Regions from separate parts of the Homo sapiens genome. Here region 2 is linked to region 1. Evidence: read pairs that join two places in POLR2A ChIA-PET (ENCODE). Cell type or tissue: PC-9. All regions are shown on one strand. Each heading gives the region's core, and the rest is flanking DNA. Links, peaks and the distances in the headings are about the cores only.

Region 1 (2,817 bases), core at 317-2,816:
ATACCTCTTACCATATACAAAATTAACTCAAGATGGATTAAAAACTTAAATGTAAGACCTGAAACTGCAAAATCTCTAGAAGAAAATCTAGGAAAATTCTCGACATTGGCCTAAGCAAATAATTCATGAGTAAGAACTCAAAATAAAATGCAAAAATAGACAAATGAGACTTTATTAAATGAAAAAGCTTCTGCACAGCAAAAGATATAATCAACAGAGTGAACATACAACCTACAGAATGGGAGAAAATATTTGCAGGCCGAGCGTAGTGGCTTATGCCTATAATCCCAGAACTTTGGGAGGCTGAGGTGGGATGATTGCTTGAGCCCAGGAGTTCAAGACTAGCCTGGCCAACATGGTAAGACCCCATTTCTACAAAATAGTAAAATAAAAAAATTAGCCAGGTATGCTAGCATGCACTGGTGGTCCCAGCTACCCTGGAGGCTGAGGCGGGAGGATAATTTGAGTCTTGAAGTTTGAGGCTACAGTGAGCTATGATCATGCCACTACACTCCATGCATTCCAGCCCGGGTGACAGAGTGAGATCCTGAAAAAAAAAAAAAAAAAAAGGAAGGAAAGAAGGAAATGTTCGCAAAGTATGCACCAACAAAGGACTAATATCCAGAATCTACAAGGAACTCCAACAATACAACAATAAAAAAAAAATAACCCCATTTAAATGTGGGCAAAAGACATGAACACACACTTTTCAAAGAAGACATACAAATGGCCAACAAGCTTATGAAAAAATGCTCAGCATCACTAATCATCAGAGAGATGCAAATTAAAACCATAATGAGGTATCACCTTATACCAGTCAAAATGACTATTATACATATTATATTTATAATATATATAAATAAAATGTACATACTATGGAATACTACTCAGCTATAAAAAAAAGAAATTATGTCTTTTGCAGCAACATGGATGGAACTGGAGGCCATTATCTGAAATGGAGTACTCAGAAACAAAAAGTCCTGCTGGGCATGGTGCTTCACTCCTGTAATCCCAGCACTTTGGGAGGCCAAGGCAGGCGGATCACTTGAGGTCAGGAGTTCGAGACCAGCCTGGCCAACATGGCGAAACCCCATCTCTACTAAAAATACAAAATTAGCGGGGTGTGGTGACATGCTACTTGGGAGGCTGAGGCAGGAGAATGACTTGAACCCAGGAGGTGGAGGCTGCAGTGAACCAAGATTGCGCCATCGCACTCCAGCCCGGGCAACAGAGTCAGACTCCGTCTCAGAAAAAAAAAAAAAAATGAGCAAAAAGTCAAATACCACATGTTCTCATTTATAAGTGGGATCTAAATAATCTGTACACGTGGACACAGAGAGTGGAATAACAGACGCTGGAGACTTGGAAAGGTAGGAGGATGGGAGGAGGGTGAAGGATGAGAAATTACCTAAGGGTTATAATGCACACTATTTGGGCAATGGTCAGGCTTAAAGCCCAGCTGTTCAATATATCCCTGCAACAAATATGAGCTTGTGCCCCCTAAATCCATTTTTTAAAAAATCTGAGATCGCCTGGGCGCGATGGCTCACGCCTGTAATCCCAGCCCTTTGGGAGGCCAGGGTAGGCAGATCACGAGGTCAGGAGATCGAGACCATCCTGGCTAACATGGTGAAACCCCGTCTCTACTAAAAATACAAAAAATTAGCCGGGCGTGGTGGCGGGTGCCTGTGGTCCCAGCTACTTGGGAGGCTGAGGCAGGAGAATGGCGTGAACCCCGGAGGCGGAGCTTGCAGTGAGCTGAAATCGTGCCACTGCACTCCAGCCTGGGTGACAGAGCAAGACTCCGTCTCAAAAACAAAAAAAAAAAATCTGAACTCTAGATGTGCTCAATTGCTACAAGGATATCATTGCTTCTATGCCCTCTCAGTGGTCAGAGCTAGGAAAGATATGTATATGTATGAATCCATGCATAAACCTAGAAATATTTACTTCTGTATCTATTTATGATACTAGCTAAGGAGAATTTTATGAAGGTTGTTCCTCTGTCTTTATAACCTAGTATATAATAGGGTTATACATAAATATTTGTTGAATTGAATTAAATTAATTAGAAAATTAGAGGAATAAAGTGATGTTGAAATGTATTTGAGGATTGAAAGAGAGAGCAAGATAAATGAATCTCTGTCAGCTAGTGACACTGAAGAGGTCTGGTCTTGGATTCAGAAATCAGGGTTCGAAAACTGGCTCTTGCCACTGAGCCTCAGGACCTTGAATAAGTTGCTTAACCTCAGTGGGCTTAAGTTTCCCATCTATAAGAAGGAATAACTGGGCTAAGTGATCCTTAAGATTCCTTTCAGCTTGGGAGCATGAATCTGATTACATTGTTCACTTGCTTAAAGCATTTTCTTTTTTTTTTTAGACGGAGTCTCGCTGTGACACCCAGGCTGGAGTGCAATGGCAGGATCTTGGCTCACTGCAACCTCTGACACCCGGGTTCAAGCAATTCTCCTGCTTCAGCCTCCCGAGTAGCTGGAATTACAGTTGTCCACCACCATGCCGGGCTAAACTTTGTATTTTTAGTAGAGACGGGGTTTCATCATGTTGGTCAGGCTGTTCTCGAACTCCTGACCCCGTGATCTGCCCACCTGGGCCTCTCAAAGTGCTGGGATTACAGGTGTGAGCCACCACGTCCGGCCAGGGATTTGATTATTAAGATCAGAAGAGGAGAATGGATTGATGGAAAACTTGCAGCCTCTATCGCAATATATAAAATGGAAGCATTTTTACAGAATAGCATTTACTCTTAATACGAGAATATTGCATCTTTCTTGTATTCCAGTCTAGTCTGTTCCATTC
Region 2 (2,817 bases), core at 31-2,530, 140 kb before region 1:
GGCTCCTCCCATGGGCCCAGCACGCCCCCCACTGAAGCATGTTTCACATCGTATCATAACTGCCCACCGTGGGGTCTTGCTTCTCTGTGAGACCATGGCCTCCACAAGGGCTTGGACCATGTTGGGGTTTGCCTAGAACAGAGGCTGCCACAGGTGCGAGCAAACACGCACTAGGATTTGGATCCCTCAGATGCTTCCAAGCAGAGTAACAAGATCAGACTCACATTTTAGAAAGATGACTCTGACTCCAGTGTCTATGTTGGGGAGTGGGCGGGGCTGGAGATGGGCAACAGCTTAGAGGCTATTGCAATAGTCCAAGCAGATGCAAGGAAGGATAGAACCAGCGAGTCAGCTGCTGGGAGCAAGAAGAGGAGCACGATCTGGGAGAGTTTTTGGAAGAGACATCAACAGGACCTGGTGACCACTGGCCCTGGGGATAGTGAGAAGGGAGTGGAGGGTGGGTCCAGCTTTCCCTCTGTTATTTTGTGTCCTTCCTCCTGTCTTGCCGGTGAACAGATCCGACTTCCTAAGGCACAATATAGTGCAGCGGTTATGAGCACAGGCTTTGGAGCCCAACTCTGGGTTCGGCTCTCCTCTCCACTACATACTTGCTGGGTAAGATTGGGACAGATTTACTCAACCTCTCTGTCCCTCAGTTTACCCGTCTGTAAGGCAAGGATGGTAACTGAGATTTAATTACTGCATTTCATGGATTCTAAGATGATTAAAATTGATCTCCATTTTAACATTTCTGAAATCAGGGTGAGTCTGAAAATCAATGGCATATCAAGGATTAATTGGCAGCATCGTTTAGTGGTACACAAATAACGTGATGTCTAATGATTGATGGAACTGTAGATTTGATGAAACACAAAAATACACGGAGAGACCAGTACCTGGCATGTCGTAAGGGGTGAATAAACATTAGCTGTTATTATTATTGTCATAATTTGTTTTCTGGAGAATTGTTTGCATACAAGGTAACAAATGCCCAATCAGATTAAGAGACAAATATAATTAGGAGCTAAAAGAGAAAAGAAAGCCGGGTGCGGTGGCTCACGCCTATAATCCCAGCACTTTGGGAAGCCAAGGTGGGTTGATCACTTGAGGCCAGGAGTTTGAGACCAGCCTGGGCAACATGGTGAAACCGTGTCTCTACCAAAAATAAAAAAAAATAGCCAGTCTCATAACCTGGTCTCAAAATAAATAAATAAATTAATTAATTAATTAATTAAAAATTTTAAAAAGAGAGAGAAAAGAAGCTAATTCATAAATAGATACAAAGCCTTAAAACTTTTAGTAATCTCCCCCCCAAAAATTCCCAAAGCCGAATGCTTCCCCTGAAAGGTCCTACAGAATTCTGCCAAAGTTCCAGAGAAAACTTTAGAAATTCCTCCTTTACAAAGGGGACCAGAACTTCTGGCTCCCTGACCGGCAGGGGGAACCAGGGCATGTCCCTGGATGACTTTGGGGGTGTTCCCTGTGTCCTTGTGAATTTCCCTGAGTCACCATTACTCACTGCCCACAATCAGGGCTCTGCTACCTTCCAACCAGGAGAGCAACAACACCCGGGGATCAAGGGCCATCCTCAAACAAAAGTGTGATTATAACGCGTTCTGCACGGGCTATAAACCGTCCCCAGCTCCGGAGAGCAGGGTGACCCTCACCAGCGTCTTATTTCTGGCCTCCTGGGTTGTGTTCCTGCCTACTGACTTGGCAAATCCTAGGCGACTCGCCTTGTTTTCTCTCCTCACTTAAATACATGTCTGGAAAAAGCCTCCACCCCCACAGACCCTGCTGTGTGCGGAGAGGGTGGCATGCCTGGAGGAGGAGGAGAGACAGGGCGGGCTGACTCGCAGAGCCTCCTGCTCCCTGTGGAGAAGACTTGGCCCAGGAAGGCGCCCCCAGGCCCAGCTACTGGGGGAAGCAACACTTCCCGGCTCCTGTGCTCCTTCAGGCTCAGCCAGGACCCTCAGCACAGCTCTTATTCTCTCCTGCTGTTGTCTGCATTGCCAGGGGACTGTCTTGGCTACCCCCACCCTGTCAGGCTCACACACCAGGGCCTGGTGACAGGGGCAGCCTCGACCTCCCAGACTCAAGTGACCCTCCCACCTCAGCCTCTCAAGTAGCCGGGACCACAAGTGCACATGGCCACGCCCGGTAAATTTTTGTATTTTTTGTAGAGAAGGGGTTTCACCATGTGGGCCAAGCTGATCTCAAACTTCTGGGCTCAAACATTCCTCCTGCCTTGGCCTCCCCAAGTGCTGGGATTATAGGCGGGCATCTCCATTTCCTTTTCACAGCTGAGGAAACTAGGCCCAGTGATAGAAACTGATTTACAAGAATCGGAGTGCTCCCTCTCATTGACAGAAAGGAAATGGGCTTTCAACGTGAGTGCTCCATTTCCTCAAATTGAGCATAAGTTCCTTGGCAACAAGCCATACTCATCTTACATTTCTTGACTTGCTGGAAGCATTAAGCACAATGCTGGGCACATGCAGTTAGTGGGTATCAAACACTTAAGAACTAGTTGATTTGAAGTAAATAAATAGGCCAGGCAAGGTGGCTCACGCCTGTAATCCCAGCACTTTGGGAGGCCAAGGCAGGCAGACCTCCTGAGGTCAGGAGTTCAAGACCAGCCTAGCCAACATGGTGAAATCCTGTCTCTACTAAAAATACAAAAAATTAGCCGGGCGAGTTGGCAGGTGCCTGTAGTCCCAGCTACTTGGGAGAATTGCTTGAACCTGAGAGTCGGAGGTTGCAGTGAGCCGAGATCACGCCATTGCACTCCAGCCTCGGCAACAAGAGCGAAACTCT

What was found. ChIA-PET counts read pairs that join two places held together with the same protein. Peaks named below come from ENCODE experiments on the same cell type or tissue, not always from the same donor. Only the 100,000 strongest peaks of a DNase experiment are listed, where the experiment ranks them.
Region 2: POLR2A ChIA-PET joins it to region 1 with 14 read pairs; 13 of 35 experiments call an interaction of 5 or more read pairs at or near these places.

The regions. Positions count from the first base shown.
Region 1 is chr6:37,197,351-37,200,167 of GRCh38, forward strand. No RefSeq gene overlaps it. Among named protein-coding and RNA genes, the nearest start is that of PIM1, 29 kb to the left of the region's middle. In PC-9, for the core only: no CTCF peak of the experiment used is centred there; no DNase peak of the experiment used is centred there.
Region 2 is chr6:37,057,969-37,060,785 of GRCh38, forward strand. No RefSeq gene overlaps it. Among named protein-coding and RNA genes, the nearest start is that of FGD2, 54 kb to the left of the region's middle. RefSeq lists an enhancer at 1-262. In PC-9, for the core only: a CTCF peak has its summit at 1,452 (motif pointing right); DNase peaks (open chromatin) are centred at 273 and 1,533; H3K4me3 peaks cover 1,031 bases; H3K27ac peaks cover 2,500 bases.